Regions from separate parts of the Homo sapiens genome. Here region 2 is linked to region 1. Evidence: read pairs that join two places in POLR2A ChIA-PET (ENCODE). Cell type or tissue: HepG2. All regions are shown on one strand. Each heading gives the region's core, and the rest is flanking DNA. Links, peaks and the distances in the headings are about the cores only.

The links. ChIA-PET counts read pairs that join two places held together with the same protein. Peaks named below come from ENCODE experiments on the same cell type or tissue, not always from the same donor. Only the 100,000 strongest peaks of a DNase experiment are listed, where the experiment ranks them.
Region 2: POLR2A ChIA-PET joins it to region 1 with 5 read pairs; 2 of 35 experiments call an interaction of 5 or more read pairs at or near these places.

What each region holds. Positions count from the first base shown.
Region 1 is chr21:17,537,829-17,545,877 of GRCh38, forward strand. The region is part of intron 1 of CXADR (CXADR cell adhesion molecule); the gene reads left to right. Among named protein-coding and RNA genes, the nearest start is that of CXADR, 29 kb to the left of the region's middle. In HepG2, for the core only: no CTCF peak of the experiment used is centred there; a DNase peak (open chromatin) is centred at 4,713.
Region 2 is chr21:17,436,751-17,444,799 of GRCh38, forward strand. LINC01549 (long intergenic non-protein coding RNA 1549) reads left to right here and starts at 2,140. Exons shown (of 4, transcript NR_037586.1): 1 at 2,140-2,247; 2 at 4,924-5,093; 3 at 7,333-7,450. RefSeq lists an enhancer at 1,769-2,352. In HepG2, for the core only: no CTCF peak of the experiment used is centred there; DNase peaks (open chromatin) are centred at 2,051 and 4,801; H3K4me3 peaks cover 1,210 bases.

The DNA of each region.
Region 1 (8,049 bases), core at 1,759-6,758:
GTCCCTGGAGGCAGAGGGTGAGCGCAGTTTCAGTAAAGTGAGGAAAGTGCCCGTGATGAAAGCATTGTTAGTGCTAGTCCGAGGAGTAATTAGAGGACATATGTTCTGGAGGAAGGGGCTGAACTGAGACCATAGTAAGCCTAAAAGGTGGGATGGAGCAGAAGAGGAGGTATCTTTTTTTTTTTCTTTTTAAGATGGAGTCTCTCTCTGTTGCCCAGGCTGGAGTGCAGTGGTGCGACCTCGGCTCACTGCAACCTCCACCTCCCGGGTTCAAGCCATTCTCCTGCTTCAGCCTCCTGAGCAGCTGAGACCGTAGGCATGTGCCACCACGTCCGGCTAATTTTTATATTTTAGTAGAGATGGGGTTTCACCGTGTTAGCCAGGATGGTCTCAGATCTCCTGACCTCGTGATCCGCCTGCCTTGGCCTCCCACAGTGCTGGGATTACAGGTGTGAGCCACCGCGCCCAGCAAGAGGAGGTATCTTACACTGTGCTCGTGCTGAGTGAGGCGAGATGATGATGGAGATGATGATGGCTGTATTATACTGTGGGAGTGGGAAGTGGTAAGAAGCTAAAGGTGCTAGAGGGTGGCTAGTCAAAGGACCTTGAGGGAGAATTAAGGTGTCTGAATCAATGAGGAGCGACCAGAGATTGTCAGACATGTCAGTGACGTCTTTTTTACAAAAGGAGTTATAGGCTGGATGCAGTGACCCATGCCTGTAATTCCAGCACTTTGGGAGGCTGAGGTGGGAGGATTACTTGAGCCCTGGAGTTCAAGACCAGCTTGGGCAACATAACGAGACTGCAACTCCACTGGGAAAATAAAAATAAAAATAAAATTAGTGGGCATGGTGGCACATACCTGTAGTCCCAGCTCCTTGGGAGGCTGAGGCAGGAGAGGATCCCTTGAGCCCAGGGGTTTGAGGCCACAGTGAGCCTTGGTTGTGCCACAGCACTTCAGCCTGGGCAACAGAGTGAGACCCTGTTTCAAAAAAATAGATAAATAAAAGCAATTATATAGAGAACACTCTGGGTGAAGTATGGAGAACAAGTTAGAATGAGAAAGTGTGGTTGCAGGGAAGCCAGTTAGCAGGCTACATCCAGGCCACGTGAAAGATAATAGTGGCCTGGATATAGGTAAAAATGGTTGGATTTGGAATGTATTAAAGAGGACATAGTATGCTTTGAATGAGTGAACGTTGATACCCTGCTGCCTTTCATTTTGTCTCCAGGTTTGTGCAGATGATTGGTGATGCAGCTATTTCTTGCATCTGTGATCTTATGCAGGGATTGATTGCCAAAAGTGTTGGTAGTAGGTCACGTCACTGAGATAAGGAGTTCAAAGGAGAAATTTAGGGTTGTGCTGGGGAAACAAACAGTTTGATCAAACATCATCTCAGCTTGCTGCCACTGGTCCCCCTGCCTCCAAATCAAGTATGTGGGTTGAATTATAAAATTACCCCCATATTTTCTTGTGTTATTAGAAGTCTTCCAGCCCAGCTTTAAAACTGTCGCTGGTTTGTGCTTTCCTTATTTTAGATTCTCAGGGGATCTACAAGGATATCCCTATTACCTAAACAGACTTCTTCCTGCTCTTGAATTTTCTTGTCTCATATCCTCATTTTTCTTATTTCAGTGCCTTTATGATCTTTCACTTCCCTCTTCTCCTTCCACATTAGTCTGGATTAAGTAACTGGTATTATTCAACATTTACTTGGATTTTGCATAAGAAGCAGTTCTTTGATGTCATTGTCTGTAATGCCTGTTCCACAGGTTTTGTAAGGATCAGATGAAATAATTAAAGCCCTTTGCATAATGCTTGACTTACAGATAAGCAATAAATTTAAATTCCTGTGCACTTCTGTATATTAATGTACATAATTTTTTTTTCTCCTGAGAGGGACCATCCAGGCAGTTCCCTCGTGTCTTTATTGGCTAATGGATTGAAAAGTACATTTTTCCATCATTTTGCGAATTCCCAATATGTTTAAATCTTCTTGAGAATTTCTGCTGAAATCATTACCTTCATGTCCAGTTGAACAGTATACCCTATCCATGATGAGAAACTTCACTGCTCTGTATGCAGTCTGTATTAGTCTGCTCAGGCTGCCGTAACAAAATGCCATAGACAAAATACCAATACAAAATACCATAGATGCCTTAAACAATAGAAACTTGGTTTTTCACAGCTCTGGAGTCTGGGCAGTCCAAGATTAAGATGCCAGCAAGTTTGGTTTCTGGTGAGGGCCCTCTTCCTGGCTGGTAGACAGCTGCCGTCTCCCTCTATCCTCACGTGGCAGAGAGAGTGCTCCGGTATTTCCTTCTCTTAAGCGGATGTCAGTTCCTTCTGTTCTGGGCTCTATGCTATGGCCTCATTTAATCTTAATCACTTCCTTAAAAGCCCTACCTCTAATACAGTCACATAGGAGGTCAGGGATTCAACATATGAATTTTGGGGGGGACATGATTTACTCTACCGCCGTCCCCCAAAAGTATTTTTATTCTATTAATATATTTATTAGTATACATTATATGTTTAATGTTATGTTCCTTTTGAAAGACCTAATTTCATTCGATGATTGTATTTGCTGTTGGGTGAATGGAACCAAAGCTGAAGGTGGCAATATTTAGTCATACTTCTATTTATATGAGTGAAAGTCAGCATTACTCCCCAGAAGCCAAATTTTAGTAGCATCTTTTTGCTGGAGGGGACTGGTTCTACCTGATCTGTTTGTCCTTGCTCTTTGTCTGAGGTAGGTGAGCTTGAATTTCTTACTCTGATTTTCCTGACTGTTGTTGGACATTTAGGTTGTTTTCAGATGTTTTTGTGTTTCAGAGAGCATCAGTGAGTAATATCCTTGTACATATGAGCTGTTCAGTTATGAGAGTTCAGCTGCAGTTCCTAAAAGTGGATTAGCACACTGACATTTCACACGTCTTCTACTGCGTTGACAGTAGGTTGTGCTGATTTACTTTCTGTGTTGCCACAGTTTCCAACACTTTTGCCAAGATTGGCCTTATTGAATTTTTTTAACCACCGTCAATTTTATATTTGAAATATGTTACGTTATTCTAATTTATATTTATTTAATTATAAATATGGTTGTGTGCTCTCTTGTTAATCTTTTTTAAAAATAGACTTTATTTTGTACAGCAGTTTTAGATTTACAGCAAAATCGAGCAGAAAGTACAGAGTTCCCCTGTACCCCTTTCCCCCATGCACCAACATCTCCCTCGCTTGTCAACACGCCCCCCACCAGAGTGTACCTTGTTAGGATTGATGAACCCGTATTGACATAACATTACCACCTAGAGTCCATAGTTTACATCGGGGTTCACTCTTGGTTTTGTACATTCTACGGGTTTGGACAAATGGATGACATGCAGCCACCATTATAGTATTACACAGAAGCATTTCCCTGCCCTAAAAATCCTATGTTCCGGCTGGGCGCGGTGGCTCACGCCTGTAATCCCAGCACTTTGGGAGGCCGAGGCGGGCGGATCACGAGGTCAGGAGATCAAGACCATCCTGGCTAACACGGCGAAACCCCGTCTCTACTAAAAATACAAAAAAAAAAATTAGCCGGACGTGGTGGTGGGCACCTGTAGTCCCAGCTACCCGGGAGGCTTGAGGCAGGAGAATGGCGTGAACCTGGGAGACGGAGCTTGCAGTGAGCCAAGATCGCGCCACTACATTCCAGCCCAGGCGTCAGAGCAAGACTCTGTCTCAAAAAAAAAATCCTATGTTCCACCTATTCTCCTCTTCCCTCTTTCCCCTGCATCTGTTGATTTTTTTTTTTTTTTTTACTCTCTGTAGTTTTGCCTTTTCCAGAATGTCATATAGTTGTAATCATACAGTGGCTTTTTTCACTTAGTAATATGCATTTGTGTTTAAGTTTACTCCATGTCTTTTCATGGCTAGAGTATGCATTTTTGACTTGGTATGCAATACTACAGAAGTAATACTATGTTCTTTTCTAATCAGGAGGTACATAATGTCCATTTGTTCTGGTGAAGGTAAATTTGATCGTTTGATTAAGGTGATGTATACCAGATTTCTTCACTGTAAAGTTACTACTTTTTCCTCTGTAATGAAAGTGTTTTGTGGGAAGATACTTTGACATTATGTAACAAATGCTGTTTCTCATCATAGCTTTCAGCACCAATTTTCAATATTTTGCCTGAAACAATTATTACTCTGTTTTTGCCAAATGGTGATTTTTTAATAAGATTTTTAGTATAGTTAAATTTTTGTCTTCTTCCATAGCTTTTGTGTTTTTCTGTTCTACTTTTCTCTAAGGCTTTCCTCACTCAAAACATTATTAAAAATTCTCATGTTTACTTCTCTTTTTAAAAAACTAGTGATAACATTTCATGAGCACTTTCTAATGTTTATGACTTTAAGATTGCCAGAAGGAAAAGATCACTGAAGACCACCTAGGTTAACAAACAGCTTAAATTTGAAAAAACAAGTGAAAGAAGCCAACGCATGTTATCAGTTCATAACATTACCTCCCTTCTAGAAGAATAGCTTCTTCCATTCTCTCCAGTTTGCTTCCAATCTTATAGTGGAACCAGATCTTCTAAGGCCTTAGTAGGAGGTGACATCAAGGGCTAAAAAAATACTCTTTGATGAACTCATGTCACTTTGATGCTCAGATATAAGTCAGACTGTGCAGAAGAGAAGCTTTAAAGATCCAAGTGATTTAGAAACTGGAGATAAGAAAAGCAAGCAGAAAACTGGGAAATGTTATTTCAGTCACTGCCAATATGGGATGTGGTTCCGTCTGTTTATTTACATAATATGATCTAGTGCTGTGCACTTATTAACTAGACTGCAAATACTTGCAGCTTAATAATGTGCCGCATATTTTATCACATCCTGAATTATAAATTTGAATAAAATTGTAAGAAGATCTGATATTTGATTTACCTTTTAAACCGTGTTTCAACCTGCAAGTAGTTTGCAAGTTAAATTGTTAATCTACTTGCTGCATAAATAAAATTGGGCAGTATTAGGAAAGATGCCCAGGGCCGCTGTCTGAGACCAAGTGTCTGTCTTTTGTCTTATGTAATTTGTGTCTGTTGCGTACTTCAGCACTTGAAAAACTATTCCTCTGTGAAAAGAGGCCCTTCAGTGTTGCTAGGAAACCCAGGAACTGTTTTATATGATCTCAAGATTTTAATTCATTTCTAGTGCAACACAGTGAAGAGGAATTGAAGGCTTTAACCATTTTTTGAAAGAAAAACAAAAAACAAAAAAATCTAAAAGTCATTAAAAAATCGTTTTAAAATATCATAAGCAGCATACTCATTTAAAAAAATCTCAGAATAAAGCAGAAATGGACAGTTGTCTTCCTTAAAATCCTAATTCTCAAAAGTAGTTGCTGTTAACAATTTGACATATATCTTTTCAGATTATTTTGTTACACATATATGACTATTTTAAGGCAGTTTTTTAAAATTACTTTTTATGTATCAAACGAGAAAGAAAGATAATATAAAAACTAAGTTGTATTTTATTTTGATCACTTTGTATAGTGTAAGTACTGAGAACATGAATTTGGGGGATTTCAACTTTTACAAATGTAGGTGTCTAATTGAAGTTATTTAACATTTTTATTTGATTTCTACAAAATGAAAACTCTAAAAACACACAGTAACCCGGAAGTTTTTATTGTTATTGATAGCAATTTTTTATTCTCACTTATATATTCTTAGCTCCATATTTGAACTATTTCTTGGTTTGTTTTGGAATGAGATTTTTATTTTTAAGGGTACTTAGATTACTCATATTATTTGATGCATGATGTGTTAATAACCAAACTAAATTTCTGAAATTGATCAAATTTATAATTCACTCATTAATTCTTTTCTATTATGTGCAAAGAACTACAGCAGGAGATAGAGGTAGCCGCAATTTGCAATTTATTTCAGCCCTAATAGAGCTAATGATTTAATAGTAAATCAGGGCATGCATTTTAAAAGTTCGCAAAAATACAAGGTAACATGGGAAGAAGATAAGTTTCTCAACATCTAGGAAGATGTGACAGGCCAGGCACAGTGGCTCAAGCCTGTAATCCCAGCACTTTGGGAGGCAAAGGCAGGAGGATTACTTGAGCCTCAGGAGTTAGAGACCAGCCTGGGTAACATAGTGAGACCTCATCTCTTAAAAAAATAAAAAATAGAACATGTGACACAACTCTGGATGCCACCTAAGTCAGTTTCACCATAAAATTTATAGAGGAAAAAAAATTCCAAGGCAACATATGCTAAGTGCCGAGTAAGTGATACCGATGGTAGAAAGTAAAGTACAATCAGCATTCATAGAGAAAGAAAAATCATTGTAGGGTGGAGAGGTAGAAATGCCTTAATGAATGAGATAGGAATGGAACTGAGTTTATTAGAAATAATAGAGTGTATTTAGGTTACACATTTAGGAGAAACACTTGAGATTATGTACATAAATACCAAATCATATCATTTTAAATAGAAACATGGGCATGAAATGGAGGCCAGAGTAGTTGGACTTTTGGGCTGGATCAGTGGGTTTGGATGATGTCTGATCAATATTTGCTGTATAACAAAACAACTCAAACTCTAGAGGCTTAAAACAAAAATCATGTATTCATGATCCTGTGGGTTGCTAGTTAGACTAGGCTAGGATGGAAAATTATGGGCTCAACAGTGGGGCTGCAGAGAGCTGGTCTAGACTAGGGCTGAGTGTTCGAGGGTTGGCCAGACACCTCCGTTGCCCCCTCTGTGGTTTGTTCACACAGTGGCCGGTGACCGAGGAGGCAAGAGTGGGTGCAGCAAGGGTTTTTGAGGCCTAACCTCGGAACTACACAGGTCATTCCTGGCACATCCTGTTGGTCAAAGCTGGGCAGGCCTCAGGTTTAAGGGAGCAGGTGCAGATAATTTGAATCCCAATTTAAATTTATTTCAGGAGTGCATTTACATGTGATTGAAAGCTTACGATGGTGCCTAAACGTAAATGGTGTTGAATGTAACCAGGATTTTCTTTAGTTCTCAGTCTATTGGCTTTGACTTTATTAAAATTTTATTAGAACTGATAGTCTGTGTATATTAAGCTTATTTTAGGACTAATGGAAAGAATCATGCAGTGACTAACTCCTCTTCATTTTGGTTTGTTCTGTCAAAATTTATTTGAAAAACAACATCAAGATAGTCATGTGGAGAATTAGGACTTTGGATTGATTTACTCCTAATTTTGCTCTAATGTGTTTTTTTTTTTTTTTTTTTTTTTTTGGTGGGAGCAGGGGAAAAGGGAGAGGAAGAGAGAGGCAGGCCCCGTGAACCATACCATATCTTAGTGCTTAGGGCCTCCTCCAGGTCATCATCCAGCTCTGAAGGTTGTCAGAGTCAGGTGACATAGGTCCAAATAGAGTTGCTCTTCAACAGAAAGTAGTGAAACTTAATGGTTATGCACACTTTAGATGTTTGAATTTATACTTAAGAAAATGTTGGGTAATCACAAGTAAACCATAGATGTGACAAACTAGTGCTATGCATACTTTTATAGTATGAATAGGAAAAAAAGTTTTATGTGATTGTTCACTTACAGACTAAATTTGCATTTAATTTTTTAATTTTTTGAGACAGAGTCTTGCTTTGTCACCCAGGCTGGAGGGCAGTGGCACGATCTTGGCTCACTGCAGCCTCTACCTCCCAAGTTCAAGCGATCCTCCTGCCTCAGCCTCCTGAGTAGCTGGGATTACAGGTGCACACCACCACACCCAGCTAGGCTAACTTTTGTATTTTTGGTAAAGATGGGGTTTCACCATGTTGGTGAAATTAAGTTATGTAATTTTAAGACGTCTTTTATAAAATAAAATAAATGTGATTATTGGCTTTTTCAGAAGGGAAATAAAAAGGGATGAACAGTAAGAAGTGTCTCAAAAATAATATGAGTCAACTATTTGGTTTTTTTTGTTTTTTTTTTTTTTTGAGACAGAGTTTCACTGTTATTGCCCAGGCTGGAATGCAATGGCACAATGTCGGCTCACTGCAACCTCCGCCTCCCAGGTT
Region 2 (8,049 bases), core at 1,972-6,971, 100 kb before region 1:
TTCATTTGGAGAAACTGAGCTCCTAAAAGATTAGATAGAAGTAAAACTGGTAACAGCAGCCAAACTTTTCAATAGTCGTCTCTCTCCTAGAGCAATGCTCTGTGGAAGGGAGAGAAAACTATGTTGCCTCCCTAATGATAATGTGCTGATTCTGTTTGTTTAACTAAAGCTGCACCAGATTAGCAGACCATAATTACAGCTAAAATCCTTGTCTCTGATACAGTTGACAGAATGTCTGTTTCACTGAGCTGAACTCCCAGGAAAGGCTTTACTCAAGGTTAAGCCAGGCTGCCTGAAAGCAATAGTGCTGTTTCAGTGCTACACTGGATACTTTATCTGAGCAGCGGGATTTCCTACACTTGGGTTTCACATGGTTTACTTTGATTTCTTGGGGCGATAAGGACGTTTGCTCCTCTTTGAAAGGTTGTGTTAGTGGCCATACCATTGTAAAACCTTAAGAACTTTCTTTTGTGTCTGGATATGAAGATATCTGCCTTTTTCTTGATATACAACTTTACTAGGACTTCTTTTAGGGAAATCCCCCCTCCATCCCCCAGTTCTTTCCTTGCCTTTCAGCTTTGCAGAACGCAATGAAGTCTGTCATTAATAATCTTTCCTTGACCAGGCGCAGTGGCTCACAACTGTAATCCCAGCACTTTGGGAGGCCAAGACGTGTGGATCACCTGAGGTCAGGAGTTTGAGACCAGCCTGGCCAACATGGCGAAACCCCTTCTCAACTACAAAAACAAAAATTAGCCCGGCGTGGTGGCGGGTAGCTGGAATCCCAGCTACCCAGGAGGCTGAGGCAGAAGAATCGCTTGAACCCGGGAGGCGAAGATTGCAGTGAGCCGAGATCCGGCCACTGCACTCCACCCTAGATGACAAGGGTGAAACTCCATCTCAAAATAATAGTAATAATAAATCTTTCCTTTATCTAGTCAACTTTGAATGTTATGCTTAATTCCTTGAGACCTAGAAATGGAATTCACTGTGTTTGTTTGATCACTGGTGGTTTTCTATAGTGGATCGAGGAATGTTCTCACCTCTTGCCAGAATCTTTTAAATAGTCCTGCTCTCTTCTCTGTCAGGTCGCTTCTCTATTCACTCTCATCTACTTTGTGAATCATAAGGCAAATTGTCAATGAATTTGACTAAAATTTCAAGAAATAAATCAAGGTGAGAAAAGTAAGCTGACAACAGAGTTGAGAATAAAAGGGGAAGTATTTGACTGGGTCTGTTTTGCTTCCCCGCCCAAAACCATCCCAGACGTTCCTTAAATAGAGCCCACAGTTTGTGGGCTTTCTAATGAATAGTGGCCAAGAGGCAGCCTCACATTTGAGGCATGCTATTACCATTTTTTCTTCATTCCCTCTCCTTAATTAGGGTCTTTAAAGGGAGGCTGCCCTCAGATTCTGACAAACAGTATTAGCTTCCTCATAATGCAATGCCTGATCCTGGAGCTATTTTTCAGGATGGTTTGCACTGAGTCTGTGACATTGTCTATATTTCTAGAATGCAGGAGGAATACCTCAACAGAGAATTAGCTGTGGAGGTTCTAAAAAGCCTATTCCTGAAGGCCTGAAGAACTGATTTTAATAACCCATAATAATACGGGAGGGAGATAGAGTTGACTAATTTTCAGTTTCACAGTTTGGCTAATGCCTACAGTAAGATGTATTTTACCTGTACCAAACACACACACACCAAAAAATTCATGAAACAATATTTATCCCTTTTCCATGCAATTCCTTCTATTTTCCATTCTAATTTATTTCAGTTTCTAAATGCAAACCTCCACCCACTGAATTGATTCTCTCACACTAAAGAGTGGCAACCCACTGTTTGAAAAGCACTCAATGGGATGCCCTTTATTTTTCTAACCCTGTAATTCAATATAGAGAGACTCTGAATTGAGGACAAGCCTGATGAGTTTGAGGTATGGAATAAAGGAATCTGATCGGCTCCGGGTTTGTTGTGTTTTTAAATCTTCCTGTGTGTTCATTCTCTTCACCACAGAGAGGACTCTATTATCTTTGCTCAAAGAGCAGACAGTGCTCTAGCTGTTTTCCCCTGCTTAGCTTTGATCCCTGCAGCCATGCTCAGCCCTTCCCCCAAGCCCTCCCTTCCAGATGGATTGAGGCTGTTGAGACTCCAGGGGTGTTCGGGGCTGGGAGCCTGCTGAGTGTTCCCTGTTCCCACCTCCAATCTGCTCCATCCTCCAGCTGCATTTCATTCCGGATCTACCAGGTTAATGGGATTATCGTTCTTCTCTGTTATTCTGTTATTTCATATAGGGTGAATCAGTTTGTTCCTGGGACAATTTTTAGATGGTTGCTGAGATGACAAAAATGGATGGGGATTTTATTTTAGGAATAAGTGTTCTTCATCAGCCAGGATTTAATCTGGGAAGAATTTATTCACTCTCAAATGGGTTACTTTTTGAAGTGACTTAAAAATAAGATTTTTTTGGCTGGGTGTGGTGGCTCACACCTGTAATCCAGCACTTTTGGAATCTGAGGCAGAAGGATTGCTTGAGCCCAGGAATTCAAAACCAGCCTGGGCAACATATTGAGACCCAGTCTCTATTATTTAAAAAAAAAAAATTTAAATAAGATTGTTTTATCAGATAAAAGCAAAGCATACCTTAAGGCACAACTCATGTTTTAATGCCTATATCATCATCGAATCAACCATACAACATTTTAGCTTCAAATTTTAATTTTGGTTAGAAAGATAAAGTGATAGACTGATTATATCATTTATTTTATTCATTATATTCAACAACATTTGCTCAGTACTTATTGGATACAGAGCACATTTATTGACCTCAAGATATCTAGACCTTTAGAAGGGAGTTTTTTTTAAATGCCTACAGATAGCCATTATATAAAATAAGATTTTAATAAGTGACTATACACAGTATAGTTCATAGCCTAATCATAGTATCTCCTCCTTTTCAGAACTTGTAAGAGTGAAAAGAGAAATTACTCATTCCTAGTGTATCTGTTTTTTCAGGACATGAGATTGCCAAATTTCTGTATTCTTCATTTTAATTAAATGCATGATTGATTGACTGAATGGATGCTGACTGTCTATTTGGTGCCATGTGCTATAAATGTGATGAAATGATCTTCCTATTGATCTTTCTTTGGTTTCTTGATGTTTGTCTCAAAAGAATTGACTTCCCAATACCTGGAACGCATGAGGGTGGAGAGAGACTGAAAAATGGAAAGAAAGAGGCATGAAATAAGGCTACTGGGGACTCGGGTTTTTCCTTCCTCTCTGATTGTCCAAATCCAATAGAAATATAAAGTGAGGCTGGGTGCGGTGGCTCATGCCTGTAATCCCAGCAGTTTGGGAGGCCAAGGTGGGTGGATCACCTGAGGTCAGGAGTTTGAGACCAGCTTGGCCAACATGGTGAAACCCCATCTCTACTAAAAATGCAAAAAATTAGCCAGGAGTGGTGGAACACACTTGTAATCCCAGCTACTCGGGAGGCTAAGGCAGGAGAATCGCTTGATCCTGGGAGACAGAGGTTGCAGTGAGCCGAGATCACACCACTGCACTCCAGCCTGGGCAATAGAGCAAGACTCCATCTTGGAAAAAAAAAAAGACATATAAAGTGATATAAAATATAAAATTTTAAACTATAGTAGCTACAATTGAAAAAGTCAAAAGAAACATAAAATTTATTTTTAACAACATATCTTGTACAATCTAATATATCTAAAATATTATCTTTACAATGTGAAATCAACATAAAAAACATTAGTGAGATATTTTACATTCTTTCAGGTATTTTTGGACTATTATCTTCAAAACCTGGCATGTATTCTTCACTAACAGCACATCTCAATTTTGATTAACCATATTTCTTGAGTTCAGTAACCACAAATCACTAGTGGCTGTCATATTGAACAACATAGCCTAGATAAAGAAGCAAAAGTCAAGGAAAATCTAGATAGTTAATAAATTTCTTTAATATTTAGAGGAAGGGACTCTTACTTCATGGGGTAGGAGGAAACCTGAAAACCAGTTTTCTCTTTCTGCTGATGGAGAAATGGGAGTTGCCAACTCAAGATCCACTCCTTTCTCTTCCAGCCTCTCAGACGTGGGGAAATGAGATAGAGCTGGAGCTGAACCTCTCCTACTTCTCTCCAGCACCCCAGAATTAAATCTGCTCTGAGGAAAATAAAGGCAACTCTACAGTCCTCACATTAGTATCATGACTTGCAGTTGATAAATGCTTTCATGTACAATATATCATTGGATATTTAATCATACTGTGACGTGGTCAGTCGAAGTATTACTATTCTCACTTTATAGATGAATGATCTGGGCCTCAGGGAGATTAAATGGCTTGCTCCAAAGTAGCACAGTTAGTATCCAAGTGTTTTGAAATTTAACCTAGTGTATGTCTCACTAAACCAGAGCTGCCTGGCAAAAGGAAGTTAAGAAAATATTTACAGAAGTATGATTTTTTTTTCTTCTCTGGACACATTTCATCTACTCCACACCCGCCCCCCACAAAAAATAAAAGAAAAGAAAAAAACCACTGGTGATCATTTTGCAGAAATAACCTCTTGGCCAATTGAGCTTTTAACTGGGTTTTTGTATTTTTTTTTAAGTTGGACCTCATTGTCTAGTGTAGCAATTTAGAACATCTAATTATTGACAGCAAGTCAGCATATTACAAAGGCAGAGTTTTTGCATTGGCTCTGAAATGTGTTGCAATCATTTTTGTCTGGGAAAACAAACAAAAGTGGATAGGCAGCATGGTTGTTACATGAGATGCTGGCTGAGTCCCAGGCCCTAGGACATTGGCTTACCTACCAACAATACCTCCCTTTCAGGCGATGCCAACTGTTTTATGAGAAGATCACAGTTCTCTGGAAGTGAGCTTTTGTGTTTTGCTCTAATCAGCAGGATCCAACTTTACTACTGTCATGGAGGGAATTACAGTAATTCTACCAACTTTTGAGGCAACCTTCTTCTGACACTGTGTGAAACAGACTGAAAAGACTCTAAAGATGGAGAGAGCTCAATGCTTGAGAAAAGGAATTCTGTCCTTTGAAAGGTCTCTAGAACAAAGGGTATGCAATATGTTTATCACTTCAACTTCAGAAACATAATAGGCTCTAGAAACACATTCTCATTGATCTGTTTCTACTGCTTCTGTTTTTTTTTTTTCTGCTTCACCCAATCGTCTTCCTATTTTTATCTCTTTCATTCCACTCTGGAGCCATGTTGCTTGGTCAGGCCACCCTTCAAAATAAATGATTTTTTCCCTCTTTCATGTTATACCTGTTTTCTTAATTCTTGGCTGTTACTTTTCTCAGTTAACCTTTGGCAAATCATAATGAAATTAAATTTAGCTGGTTGTAGAGAGAAAGAGTCATTGTAGAAGTTGGGATGGTCTGGAAGTGAATTAAAAAGTATTTTGATAGCCCTCAGAATGTGGACAAAAATAGTAAAAATCCAGCTGGGAGTCAGTGTATCTATTTTATGTCATTTGCAGTAAATTGTTGGGCGTCTCCTTGTAGCTGCCACAATAATGCTAATGATGGTGACTTCTTGCTCGAAGTGCTGAGTGTTGAATCCTTTGCCCCAGTTATGTGCCACATACTGATTTCCTTAGCAGTAGACAAATACTGGAAACACAAAAGGCAGAAGCCATGTCCTACTAAGCCATTCCCTTTGTCTAGTTTATCACTCAGTTCTGTCTATTCTTTCCTTCCTCTGTGGGAAATGGGGAGTTCATAAATGGTAATAACAAACTTGCAGAAAAATGTTAAGATAGAAACTTTTGTAGCAGCCAGCATTTTTCTTAGAGGAGGTCAAAGCATAAAGAAATAAACTGATCAGCCTCTGTTCCTATCTCCCCCAAAAACTCCTTCTCTAGATATCCTACTCTCAGAAACTAGTAATCAGGCATTATGAAAAATTACTTAATCCACTGGGCCAATTCATGTAGCTTATCAGCTATCTGCCTTTAGACTGAAAAAAAAAATAGCCAAATTATTTACTTGCAAATCCAGAAAGTAGGTGAAGTTCTTTAGCAGTTTAATGTTACTATAACAGTCTAATTCACAGGAGCACACACATTTATAAAATTGTCATCTGCACGAGTTGGCACACCCACATGAGAGAAATGTCATCCATGACAATGGGGCTATCAGGTCTTTTATAGCATACATTCTACTATAAATTTATAGGGATCAAGGAAAAACTTCTCTTTGCCATCTGAAGGCTTACTGAAAAATCAACTGACAAAAGGCAGATTAATAGGCAAAATGGCCTACAGATGTGTTAGTGAGCATGAGGGAGAATCACAGAATGATTGTCCAATATCCCAGTGAGGTACAGATGGTTGTATATACTTCTTAGGGGAAAGACAGATAGAGACGTGTAGATGATTTTTAGGGGATTTCGATGGGCCTGGAGAACCTACAGTGGCCTGGGATAAAGTCTTTTGGGCCAGCAGAGCAGACAATAGTTTGTGACCAGTCTGTCCAGGCGTGTTGATAGAATTCAGTCTTTCTTCCCATGAGTTCAGTTAATAAAAACTCAGGGAAGGGGCCAGAAGTAATTGTTTTCTTCATTGTCAGGTCCAAAATGTAGGCAAATAAGGAATTTCAGGGGACAACTTCATCCTGCAAGGAGGATTAAGAGACAGGACAGGGAGGAGGTCCAAGAGACCTTGAGGCTTCTTTTTCAGTTCAGCATGTCAAAGTGCCATATTTTGGGGTATCCGTTTCTAAGCTCTAACACATTCAAAGTACCTCAAAAGAACCAGATGCTGCTAAGATAGTTCACAGGGAAGATTCTGTCCTCTTCTCTGTATCCTCTATTTAAAATTCAAGTGGTTTCTCTTTCTAGGCTACCCCATAACTTTGTTGGTTAAAGGATGTGCTACTCATTTAAAATGTCAAATTACAAAGCCAGAGAACTGGCCTACCTGATTCACATACTTTGCCTTTCTCAATCCCTGTAATCTCAGCATCATACATTCTATCTTTTCAACGTGCATATTAAAAGGTATCTTAAAGACTATCTTACTCGGACTGAAACGCAAGAGTATCTGCGAACACTGATTCAGCTTGCAAAATACATAGAAAAGTAGCAAGAAAAATGATGTAACATCCCATGTAGTCGGCATACTGGCCTAGTTTCAAGACCGAAAGCAGTCTGAAAATGTCTGAAAAAAGTCGGAAAATGTGTGTGTGTGTGTGTGTGTGTGTGTGTGTGTGTGTGTGTGTGTGTATGTGCAGCCATGCCTAACAGCTCATGTTTAGCTTTCTTTTTTTTTTCCTTTTCTTCTTTTTTATACAGAGTCTTATTCTGTCACCTAGGCTGGAGTACAGTGGTGCAATCACAGCTCACTGCAGCCTCGATCTCCTGGACTCAACTAATCCTCCTGCCTCAGCCTTCTGGGTAGTTGAGACTACAGGTACATGCCACCACAGTCCCCTAATCTTTTAATTTTTATTTTTAGTAGAGATGAGGTCTCACTATGTTGCCGAGGCTGGTCTTTTTTTTTTTTTTTTTTGAGACAGAGTCTTGCTGTGTTGCCCAGGCTGGAGTGCAGTGGCTTGATCTCGGCTCACTGCAACCTCCGCCTCCTGGGTTCAAGCAATTCTCTGCCTCACCTCCTGAGTAGCTGGGATTACAAGCACCTGCCACCACAGCTGGCTAATTTTTTTTGTATTTTTAGTAGAGACAGGGTTTCACCATCTTGGCCAGGCTGGTCTTGAACTCCTGACCTTGTGATCCACCCACCTCGGCCTCCCAAAGTGCTGGGATTACAGGCATGAGCCACCGTGCCCGGCCACCCAGGCTGGTCTTGAACTTCTGGCCTCAAGCAATCCTCTCGCCTCAGCCTTCCAAAGTGCTGAGATTACAGGCATGAGCCACCCAGCCCACTCACGTTTGGCTTTCTTTTTCCTGTTTTTTTTAAACTTCAACTTTTATTTCAGATACAGAGGTAGATGTGCTGGTTAGTTGCATGGGAATATTGCATGATGCTGAGGTTTGGGGTTCGAATTCCAT